Regions from separate parts of the Homo sapiens genome. Here region 1 is linked to region 2. The links are chromatin contacts, found by Hi-C or POLR2A ChIA-PET in ENCODE. All regions are on one chromosome and are shown on one strand. Each heading gives the region's core, a stretch centred on a gene start or an enhancer-like site at or near the end of the contact. The rest is flanking DNA. Distances are from core to core; before and after follow the strand shown. Region 1 has its middle 57 kb from the start of RAI14-DT. Region 2 has its middle 100 kb from the start of RAI14-DT.

The links. Hi-C counts contacts between places; a loop is a spot of excess contacts on that map. ChIA-PET counts read pairs that join two places held with the same protein, here RNA polymerase II (POLR2A). Pooled maps may share reads with other maps.
Region 1: a loop to region 2 is called in a map of aorta, with 2.0 times the contacts of the local background. The contact joins two enhancer-like sites. A Hi-C loop is called at or near these places in 4 of 168 maps with a recorded cell type or tissue (Calu3, PC-9, aorta and 1 more) and 5 of 50 pooled maps. POLR2A ChIA-PET finds 5 or more read pairs at or near these places in 5 of 52 experiments (AG04449, AG04450, H1 and 2 more).

The regions. Positions count from the first base shown.
Region 1 is chr5:34,595,599-34,601,879 of GRCh38, reverse strand. No RefSeq gene overlaps it. Among named protein-coding and RNA genes, the nearest start is that of RAI14-DT, 57 kb to the left of the region's middle. Within about 2 kb of position 3,584, at least 5 of the 41 ENCODE cell types and tissues checked have a DNase peak (open chromatin) inside an H3K27ac peak, as active enhancers do.
Region 2 is chr5:34,550,500-34,556,404 of GRCh38, reverse strand. No RefSeq gene overlaps it. Among named protein-coding and RNA genes, the nearest start is that of RAI14-DT, 100 kb to the left of the region's middle. Within about 2 kb of position 4,114, at least 5 of the 41 ENCODE cell types and tissues checked have a DNase peak (open chromatin) inside an H3K27ac peak, as active enhancers do.

The DNA.
Region 1 (6,281 bases), core at 2,335-4,834, 46 kb before region 2:
TTTTGCAGTTTTATTTTTTAGCTCATCAACTATTGTTAGTGTTAGCATATTTTATGTGTAGGCCAAGACAGTTCTTCTTCTTCCGATGTGGCCCAGGGAAGCCAAAATATTGTCAGATATGGGGTCTCACTGTGTTGTTCAGACTGGAGTACAGTGGCTGTTCAAAGGCGCAATCATAGTGCACTACCTTCTCAAACTCCTGGCCTCAAGCAATCCTCCACACTCAGCTTCCTGGAGAGCTGGGACGACAGGCATGGGTCAACACATTTGACCATAACCTTTTAAGTTACTCCCTTTGGTTTATGGTGGTTTGAAAAGTTTTCAGTTACTTGTATTTGAAATCACCTTGATTTCAAAGATAAAGTTCAAAGCCTTGGCTTGGTATTCAAGACCAACCCCCATGTGGCTGTCATGCATTGTTCTCACCTTCATATTCTGCTATTCTGTGTGGAGCTTCCTTTATACCAGCCGAATTTCTACCTCTGCACACCTTATAGGTTTCTGGCTCTTTCCTTGTTTCACATCATTTCCTCTGCCTAAAACACTTTTCTTTCTTTTTTTTTTTAGACAGAGTCACTCTCCTCACCCAGGCTGGAGGGCGGTGACGTGATCTTGGCTCACTGCAACCTCTGCCTCTTGGGTTCAAGTGATTCTTGTGCCTCACCCTCCCGAGCAGCTGGGATTACAGGCACTCGTCACCACACCCGTCTAATTTTTGTATTTTTAGTAGGGACAGGGTTACATCATGTTGGCCGAGCTGGTCTCGAACTCCTGGCCTCAAGGTATCTGCCTGCCTCGGCTTCCCTCCCAAAGTGCTGGGATTACAGGCATGAGCCACCATGCCCGGCCCTAAAATACTTTTCTTACCCTTCTTGGCCTGCTAGACTCCTACACGTTTTTAAAGGTCAACTCCACTTTGCCCATCTATGTGAAGTGTTCTACAAGCTTCCTAGTTGTAACAATTTTTCCTTCTTTTAAACTTTCATAGTGCTTATTGTTTCTGTCACCAGCTGTTTTAAGGTTTTAATATAACAACAGCTTATAGTTAGGAGCAAAATAAGTTGGTTTCAGAGAAACTGCTTGATGACAGGAACTATAATACCAGAGTTTGGAAATAATATGAAAGATCAGTAAATGCATCCCAGGATGTCAGAAAAGGAGGGTTGCTGCCCCCCCCCGAAAATATATTGAAGTATTAGCATTGATAAAATAATATCAGACTTGGCCAGGCATGGTGGCTTATGCCTGTAATCCCAGCACTTTGGGAGGCTGAGGTAGGCGGATCATGAGGTCAAAAGATTGAGACCATTCTGGCCAACATGGTGAAACCCTATCTCTATTAAAAATACAAAAATTAGCTGGGCGTGGTGGCGCATGCCTGTAGTCCCAGCTACTCAGGAGGCTGAGGCAGGAGAATCACTTGAACCTGGGAGGCGGAGCTTGCAGTGAGTCGAGATCACGCCACTGCACTCCAGCCTGGAGACAGAGTGAGACCCTGTCTCAAATAATAATAATATCAGACTTGTTGGAAAATGTAAAATCTGCATGCTCAGATAACATTTTTTATTCAGCTGTATCAGCAACATTTACATTGAGTATGATAGAACATTGTCAGATAGAGAGGAGATAGGAATAGAAAAACAAGAGGACATACAAGAGAGGGTAGACGTTGAGATGCTGGAGAAGATGGAGTTCATAGGGATGAGAGTTGGCAGGATAGACAGGATGAGGAAGAGATGTGGAGATAATGGCAGGTCCTTCTTCCTTCTCTATGCTTTTTGGGTAAAATGAACTGTGACTTTGTGATGCTACCTTCTCTCTTACAAGGGATAAGAAGTTATAAGGATGAAGTGAATAAAGAATACTCAGGTGACAAGGACAAGGACTGTTTCCCTCTGGCAAAGTAGACTTCGAATCTGTGGCCTCTGACCCAGGGCGCGGTACTCCAGTCTTTATGACAAGCATTGACTTATAGTGCCAAATTATTATTTTTAATAATAAACATGTAGATCCTTGTAGACCTGCCCACTCAATGACACTCACTCAACAAATATTTACTGCACTCTCTATTATCAGATGGTTCATTAACATACAAAGCAGTAGTCACACCCATCTCCCACTGTACATCACAGAAACCCACAACCAGAGTCTGATAGTCCTGGCAATAAACATCTGTTGGCCATTGCCATGTTGATGAGGCTGCCTCTTTGACTCACCATTGATCTTTGGTCCATGAGAGCTCCCCACCCTGTCTGTCTCTGGGGTTTCCCAAGACTAATGCTCCGTGATTTGTATCTGGGTCAGGGTTCTTTTTCCTCACAGTATTTGCTCCCTATAGCTGTTTAAGGTAAGCAATAGCATGAGCTTGCTTAGACACATCCTCTGGCTACCTAGGGGGTTTGGAGCACAGAACATATCACACTCTGCATCCATTTCCTCTCCTTCAACATTTGTATTCAGTTGCATTAGAACATCAAAGGCAATCTGAAGGGGAAAAGATGTTATAGACTAGTTTCAGCCCTGCTTATAGGACTTTGAAAAGTCACTGCATTTCCTTCATTCTTTCTTCCAGCCTAAACCCATACTGAGACCAATTCTGTACTAAGCATTGACCTTGAGTAGTCCACAGCCCAATGGGAAAATAACCTGGCAAACTTATAAATAATAAAGACAAATACCAGCCTCTGTACTTTAGAACTATTTATATAAATCAAGAGCTACCTTCTCTGTCAACTCTCCCCTCCCTGCCCTCCATATCTGCCCTAATTCTCTATAGAGTCTATATCTTTACTATGATCTTAGAGATGGTATTAACTAGTGTTGTAAAGGTGGATGTATTGGGTTTGGGGGTGTGTGTGTGTGTGTGTGTTTGTGTGTGTGTGAGAATATGTAAGCAAGAGAGAAATGCTCTCACTTAGTGGTTCACTTTAGCAAAGGAAAGCCTGTCCCCTGCCACAGAAGCTATGCTCCTAGATTCTGCTCCATTTACCCCCTTTAGATTCCAGCTAAACATTTAAGACCCTCAGAAGGAAAGAGCCCTTCCTGCCTCACTTGAGAAATAAGCATGTGTGGATTGATGCCCTTGCTGCCTGTTCATTCGGGATGTATCCCTTCTTGTTGAATGACCTAGATAAATTTCTACGGGGTGCACACATTATTAGGCTACCAACAGGATGCGTTGGAAGTGGTTCTGTCTTCCCTGCTGCTGGCAGAGTCATTATTTCCTTAAAGGTTCAAATTTGTTTGTTCTGTTTTTACTCCATCCTCCGTCAAGGTCAGAGCACACCTACTGGGTGTCAATTACTACCCTGAGGAGGTAATCATTTTGGCTGCTTCTGTGCATTTTAATTATGTAGACTTGGGATCCTGGAATAGTGGTGCATCATCCCCTAAGTCATTCCAAGTTTGTTATGGTGTTCCCAGATTTTAAAATCCTCTAATTGGAGGATTTAACTGCCTGTTCTTCTAATTGAGTTTATATGATTCACTGTCCAAATCTGAGTCACAGTGCTGTGATGAAATAAGAAACTTTTTTCTTTTCTTTTTTTTTCTCAAGACTCAGATACCACAGATCTGACTGAAAGGTTCACAGCGAGGTCAATTCCAATCCTGTCACATGTGGATCAGCTCAGCCTGGAACTGCAAAGCAGGACATTTTAGGTTCAAAGAAGTATTGGCACAGTTCCTAACACATACCAGCTTCTTGGCAGATATTTATTCATTAATTAATACAGTCTTAACACAGATGCCATCTTTTAAGAGTCTCATTTTCTTTCAGATAGATGGTGATGAATCCATGTTTGATGCAAAAATAAATAGTCAATTACAGAGTAACATCACTGAATTGAAAAATAAAGCGAACCCTTCTTCCCAGACTAGCTACATCATTGTGGAGTCCAATACAAAATTAAAATGCAAAACCCCTTTCCTCAAAAATTATTAGGAATTTAGAGACAGTGCCTGCAAAGCCTTAAACCAAGTAGGGGACCCCTGCTAAGCATGGTTGGATTTGGATACCCTGCAGCTGGCCAAGCACCCCCCTGCCCTGCTCATTTGATTAACATATATGAATGCCTGCTGTTAAATGGACATTGTGTCTACCATTGTCATATACATCATCTGTCATTCTCACAGCAACCATATGTGTCTCAGTGAAATTTTTTAACTTGCTCAAAACGATGCACAAAAGACTGCATATAATGCCTGTTTTTGCCAAGCCCAAATGTAGGGCTTTTTCTACTAGACAGAAGGTATGTCAATTCTGAACAATGTATTTTCACATAAGCTGACATATGCTGTCTTGTACATTTTTTCCTCATTGACTTATGTAGATAATGCTTAACATGAGTTGAGAAGTTACAATGTGTCAGGCAATGTTCTAATTGCTGTGCATGTATTCATTCCCTTAGTGTCTGGCAGTGTATTTATGCTGCTTTGGTTCGGATTTGGAAGAAGGCAGACAGCACAACAAAGAATTAACTGGAGGGATTTTAATAAGGGACTGCTTTCAGAAGTGTACACAGTAGTAAGGGAATCTTCAAGGAATACGAATGCATCTGGAACCAGCAAGAACAGGAAACTGTTAGCATCCCAGGCCCAAAAGAGCAAAGGGAGAGGGCGGAGTCACCAGAACCTGATGATATCTTTAGCCATGGCAGAGAGGCTACTTTTTCGGTGCTGTGGCCATGGGTAAAGGAAGACAGACACTGCCAAAATCCTGTAAGGAGGAAGGGAGTGGAAGATGAATGTTCTCACCCCCTTTCCTACTGCCCTTGGATCTCTTGCCCAGGGTCTGTGTGTTCCATTCCTAGGGATCCCCGGGGCTGAGGACTGAGAGTCAGCCTCCTGGGACACAGAGCAGGATAGAGAATAGCAAGGGCAAATGGCGAAAAACCAGGATCATTATTGTGCCCATTTTACCAATGATGAACTGGAGACCCAGAGAGGCTCAGTGTCTTGTCCCAAATCACACAGCTAAGAAGTAGCAAAGCCAAGATTCAAACTCAGGAAATCTCAATACAGAAACAGAACACTTAATAATGTGTTCTAAAACATGTCCTCAAATGGAGTAGAAGCATGACATATGATGATAAACCATCTACTACCAAACCTGTGGGATTGGGTTATTGTAATTAGGGAAAGCCAGCCTGAACAAATAAAACTAATTCTTCTTCTTCTTCTTTTTTTTTTGGAGACAGAGTCTCACTCTGTCGCCCAGGCTGGAGTGCAATGGTGTGATCTTGGCTCACTGCAATCTCTGCTTCCTGGGTTCAAGAGATTCTCCTGTTTCAGCCTCCTAAGTAGCTGGGACTACAAGTGTGTGCCACCACGCCCAGCTAATTTTTTGTATTTTTAGTAGAGACAGGGTTTCACCATGTTGGCCAGGCTGGTCTCAAACTCCTGACCTCTAGTGATCTGCGTGCATCAGCCTCCTAAAGTGCTGAGATTACTGGCATGAGCCACCGCACCTGGCCAAAACTAAATTTTAATAACTATAAGTATGTGCAGATGGATTACCTTCAAGGTGAAAAATAATTAGGACTAGGATTGGAAAGCATTGCCTGGGAGACTGTTTCAGGGGAGATAGTTTTAGAAAGGACAGGAGTAGTTTGCAGTTAATTACATTCTTTTAGAAGCAAATGAATACTTCTGAAACAGAGCTAAGAGTACTCAAAAAGTTTGCTTTCTTAAATGGAGTACATATTCCTCTTAAATTTATATATGTATTTTTTGAGATGGAGTCTCTCTCTGTCGCCAGGCTAGAGTGCAGTGGCGCGATCTCTGCTCACTGCAACCTCTACCTCCTGGGTTCAAGTGATTCTCCTGCCTCAGCCTCCTGAGTAGCTGGGATTACAGGTGTGCACCACTACACCCAGCTAATTTTTGTATTTTTAGTAGAGACGGGGTTTCACTATATTGGTCAGGCTGGTCTCGAACTCCTGACTTCGTGTCTGCCCGCCTTGGCCTCCCAAAGTGTTGGGATTACAGGCGTGAGCCACCGCACCCAGCCTCAAATTGATATTCTTTATGATTTATTTAAATCCTGCATTAATTCATTGACTGTGCATTGTGATCCTATCGTGCCCAGCGTTGTTCTAGGTGCTGGCAATAAAACCTTGAACACACCAGATAACATCTCCACTCTCAAGACACTTAAACTCTAGTGGCAGGAGACAAACAATAGACAAACGATGAATACATATATAATAGTACCATGAAGAAAAAATAAAAGTAAGAGTATAGAGAGGGACAGGGAAGAGACACACCCTAGTTAATACAGA
Region 2 (5,905 bases), core at 2,865-5,364:
GTGTCCGTGCCCCTCCTGGGGAAAAAAAAATCTTCTCACTCAGGTGTGTACATTTTAAACTCACAGAAAGCTGAAAGGAATCTAGGAGGAGTTGGGCTCCATAAAAATCACTACCTTTGTGGTTAAAGATTTATTAAGTGATCACAGCATGCTGGGCATATAAATAGACCTGACCCTTGCCCTTAGGGAACCCAGAATAAATACACAAAATTTACAGTCATAGTGTTTGATGTCAGACTAAATGTTTTAGGACCATACATGTTCCAGGATCCTACTCAGTAGGGTTAAAAAACATGGCTTGGGAGGAAGTTGGGAATGAAGGAAGTCATCCAAGCTTTGCAGCCACATCTACCTGGGCTTCTCTACTGTCGCTAGCTTTGCAAGTTAGGGCAAGTTACTTAACTGCTCTGACTCTCAGCTTCCTCTTCCACCAAATAGAAGTGATAATACTTGCCTCACAGGATTAATGTGAAGTGCAAATTACTGTGTGCAAAATGCCAGGCACGTAGTTGGTGATAAACAAATGATAACTATGGCTATTAAAATCTCCAAGGATAGGCCAGGTGTGATAGCTCATGCGTGTAATCTCAGCACCTTGGCGGGTGGATTACTTGAGGTCAGGCAGATTACTTGAGACTAGCCTGGCCGACGTGGTGAAACTCTGTCTCTACAAACAATACAAAAACTAGCCGGGTTTGGTGGTGTGTGCCTGTAGTCCCAGCTACCTGGGAGGCTGAGGCAGGAGAATCTCTTGAACCTGGCAGGCGGAGGTTGCAGTGAGCTGAGGTCATGCCACTGCACTCCAGCCTGGGCAACACAGCGAGTCTCCATCTCAAAAAAAACAAAAACAAAAACAAAAAAACTCTGCAAGGATAACATCCAAGCTCTGTTCCCTGGTACGAAAGGCTGTCTATGATTTAGCATCTACTTGCCTTCCTAGCCTTTGTCCTGCCCCCTCCACTAACTGGCCACTGTGACACAGGCATTCATTTCTTGATGCCTGTCAAAGTCTTCCCCTTCCTTTAAGGTTTCAAGGTTTGGAGCAGTGGTTCTCAAAGTAGGTCTATTGACCCCTGGGGGACCCCAAGATTCTTTCACGATATCCTGATGTCAGAATTATTTTCATAATAATACTAAGATGCTGTCTGCCTTTTTCACTGTGTTAACATTTGCACTGATGGTGCAAATGCAATAGTGGGTAATAGTCAAACAGCCACCACCACTCACTCATAGAAAAAACAAAGCCAGTGTCACATAAGAGTGTTGTTAATGAAATAAAAAATCAGTAACTGTATTAAACCTTGACCTTAAAGTATGCACATTTTAAAATATTTTGCGTGATGGAATGGGAGACACGCATCAAGCACTTTGGTTGCATACTGATATTCACTGGTTGTCTAGAGGAACAGCATTTGTGCCATTGAACTGTGAGCTGAACTGCTCCTTTTTTCATAGAACGGCATTTTTATCTGAAAGAACAACTGATGGACAAACAATGGTTATTCAGACTTGCATATTCGGCTAATATTTTTTTTTCAGAAATGAACCGTGTCCATTACTTCAGGAAAACCAGCTGACGGTATTTGTTGCCAAAAATAAAATTGGGGCTTTCCAGCAAAAACAAGAATTTTGGGAAACTTGTATCCACTACTGTGAGCTTGACAGCTTACAAATAATTAAAGCCTTTTTTGGATGAACTCCATGATAATATTAACAAACGTGATTTTTAAAATATTGATTAATAAAATGTGCCAACATTTTGAAGATCAAAATTTTCCAAATGACCAGTGCATTGTGTTACAAAATTATGCAGGTAAAAGAGCCACTCAAAGTCCATGTAGACCAATGGGTTTTATTATAACAGAGGATAAATGTTCATTGATGTGGTTTCAGGCTTCACATTGCCACTAATCTTTAAGAATTACTAATGAAGCTTCGATGTTGCCATGGTTTGGGTGTTTCTGTTCCCCAAAATTCATATTTTGAAACCAAAATGTATTTTTTATATTTTCTATTTTGTTTGTTTGTTTGTTTTTGAGACGGGAGGCTCACTCTGTCATCCAGGCTGGAGTGCAGTGGCACTATCACGACTCATTACAGCCTCAACCTTTCCAGGCTCAGGTGGTCCTCCCATCTCAGTTTTTGTATTTTTAGTAGAGATAGGGTTTCGCCATGTTGCCCAGGCTGGTCTTGAACTCCTGGGCTCAAGCAATCCACCTGCCTCGGCCTCCCAAAGTGCTAAGATTACAGGCATGAGGCACCATCCCACCAGCTTTCCCAAGCCTCCAGCTTGCAGATGGTAGATCATGGAATTTATAAGCCTCCATCATTGAATGAGGCAATTCCTCACAATAAATCTCTTTCTACATATCTGTTTATATCCTATTAGTTTTGTTTCTCTGGAGAACCTTGACTAATACAAATATTCTTGAAATGAAACAATAGCTCATTTATTTGGAATAGGTTCCTAGAAATAGGATTACTGGACCAACAGGAATTACAAAATGCAGTTTGATTAATTTAAATATATGCAACTTGAAGGATGCTATGTTTGTATTATGGCCAATGCCATATGTCTGCATTGTCACATGGAAAGTCTGAGGCCAAATAGAGCTTTCCATTTTGTAGAGTCAGCTTCTGACACATTTTGCAGAAAGATAAAGGTTTGCTTTCTGCATCGTTCTGCCCAAATCTCTCTGCCGCCCACACTACCACATTACTATCTCTTATACTTAGGTGCTGAGAGATATCTGCTGTAGACTTGGGTCTGAGGGGATGTATTTGTCAGAGATCTTAGCACAAGCCGCTGAAACCAAGCCTGGCCAATTTAAGCAGTAAGAAGTGTATTAAAATATTAGGTCATTAACTAAATTTCCAGGAGCTCCAGAGAGCTAGGACTGGAGCCCATGTGGCCAGGATAAACCTCCCATATCACAGCAGAACCATTCCTAAGAAGACTCCGCTGCTTGCACCACCTTGCTGTGACTGTCTCTGGAGGTCACCATCACCTCTGCCTCCATTGCAGTAGGGTAGATGCCAGTGGACCCTGAAGCTCCTGAGTCACTCTCCAGTACAGATGCTCTGGTTAGGCATCTTGTAGGTGTCTTAATTCAAGTTGCAAAGGAGGCTAAAAAAGCAAGAGTCTGTCACTGGAAGTGGCTCATGCTTCCCACCAAGACATCAAAAGGGGCTGCCCATAATATTGAAGAATGGCTCAGATGCTGAGCTGCCAAAAATGAATGACAAATGCTTACCATAGACAGTAACAATGACAGTCAAGCCGCTGGAAGCCTAGTGTCTATTCTAGGAGGCGGGAGACAGATGGGCCTTTCTGTTCACTACAGTGGAGGAACCAGGTCTGATTCATCATCGTTTTCTAGTTCTGAGGAGAAGGTAGGTGTGCAGTAAGTTTTTCCTGGGTGAATGAATGGTTAGACACTGCTGATGAAGAGGGATGCTGTCCTTTATGCAGGGTGCTGATGCTCTCCATGCCATTCTGTTTCATGGATGCTGTCACTGGGAGTAGGATATCACGTGTCAGGCTGAAGACACCCACTGTCACATGGTCTTCACCGGCCTCCATTTTGGGGAGAAGGGAATTGTTTAAGCCACACTGGCTCTGTTTTCTCAATCTCCAAAAAGGGTACTGAGGACTGGTTTTTAAGTGTATTCTCTTGTAAGATGAAAAACAATAATTTCCACATTAAGAAAAAAATCCAATGAGACTGAAAATTCAGGACACCTGGTGGAAACTTGAAGCTTTTTACAAGAGCCACTATTCAGGCCCAAAAGGGTCACACAGGAAAGCATATGCCATTCTGGATTTTTGTTTCTGGATATTTTATTGTTTTGCTCTCTTACACCACTCCAGCACTGCACACTCTTTAAAAATAAAATAATTTTTAAGAGAGCTGGTTGTGTACGTTTATAGATAGGAGAGAGGAGTTTGGATAAGTAGCCAATTCTGACTGATTTTGATTTCCTAAGTCTGATTTCCATAATTAGAAAAGGGGAACGCAGTCACAGATGATGTCATCTGTTGGAACCACTGAAGAATGAAGACAGTTGGGTTGCTGCCTTTGTTCATTCTGGCTTTTGCCAAGTGTGGAAGTGGAACAGCAGCTTGGGATCATGGTTGGCAAGGCACCTGAATGTCAGAGCTTGTTTTGCAGGACCTTGAAGGCAATTCCTTTTAAAGGCACCAGGTCTCTATCCTATTTTGTGTCAGTTTTTTTTCCCTCCTTCCTAAATAGATCATTTCTAGCTGTAGATATCACAAATGCAATTTACACTTCATTCAGACATCTGAGACACCGTATGCTAACTAACAACAGAAGTTGGAGTAAAAAAAGCAGGGAAGTGAAAAACACAAGCCTTCTTTGGCTCACCAGTACACCCACTAAATCTCATCCAGCAAAACTGTTTTACATTGAGACCAGCTTGCCTAATGGTGATGCGTCTCCAATCCCATATGGATTTGACGTTTTCTTGCAGTGTGCTTTTCCCTCACTATGCAGATACTAACTGATCTGCCTCCTCCCAGATTTTTTCAAGTAATTGGTTGCTTGCTGTCTGCAAACCCAGACACTTTTGAGGTATAACATGAACCACCCTCTTAACCAGTGTTTTCGTGTTTGAGTTGCTGCCACTGATGCTGCTCCTGGGAGCCAGCCGACGGGTCAAGTCCCTTTCGGCTGATGAAGATGTGGATGCTCAGAGCTCGGAGTTAAAATCCAACAAGTGGCCGGGCGCGGCCGGAAGCGGTGGCTCACACCTGTAATCCCAGCACTTTGGGAAGCCGAGGCGGGCGTTTTCACCTGAGGTCAGGAGTTCGAGACCAGCCTGACCAACATGGCAAAATCCTGTCTCTACTAAAAAAATACAAAAATTAGCCAGGTGTGGTGGTGCACAACTGTAGTCCCAGCTACTTCAGAGGCTGAGACAGGAGAATCGCTTGAACCCTGGAGGCGGGAGGTTGCAGTGAGCTGAGATCGTACCACTGCATTCCAGCCTGGGTGACAGAGTGAGACTCTGTCTCAAAAATAAATAAAATAAAATAAAATAAAATAAAATCCAACAAGTAACAAAGTTGGACAAGGTCTCCTAGGTCACTTCCAGCCCTAATTTCTCCTGTATTCCCCAGCATAGCCCCAGCAATTGAGAGCATGTAATAAGTATTAACAACTGCATGTGTTGACAGGGCTGAATATATTTAAACACAGGATAACAATGGCAAACATTTGCAGAGTGTTCACTACGTGCCAGGCACCATACTACTTAGCACCTTACATGTATGATCTCAGTCAGTTCTCACAGCAATGCCACAAGGAAAGAACTATTATTACTCCTATTTTAGAGACGGGGAAACTGAGGCAGCAGATGGCTTAAGTAACTTGCCCAAGGCTGCATTTAGTAAGACGCAGAGCTGCAGTATGAACAATGGCCATCCCACTCCAAAGTCCACATTCTTCAGAATTATAACAACATCAATAATAAGACAACAAATATTTACATAGTGTGCCAGACACTTGTTTAAGGGTGGTATGTGGAATCAACTCCTATAATTTTTACAAAAAAAAAAATGAGAAAAGTCTACCTTTTACAGATGAGAAAATGGAAATGCAGAGATGTTAAGGAACTTGCTCAAGGTCACGCAGTGTGTAAGGGCCAGAGCTGGGATCTGAAGGATCTGAACCTAGGCTTCAGAGTATGTGTTCTTAACCACATGCTGTTTGGGAGGCACTTCCTTGATTTGGCTACAGAATTATGATAAAGCTACCCCTCCTCATCCATGACAAGGAAGGAGAGTGCAGCTTCCAGTTAGGAGTTCTTTTGGTCAGGTTCTGTGCTCTGTGTTTCTAAGTCATGCTATCAGCACCTGTGTGGACATCTCTACTCCTCCCAT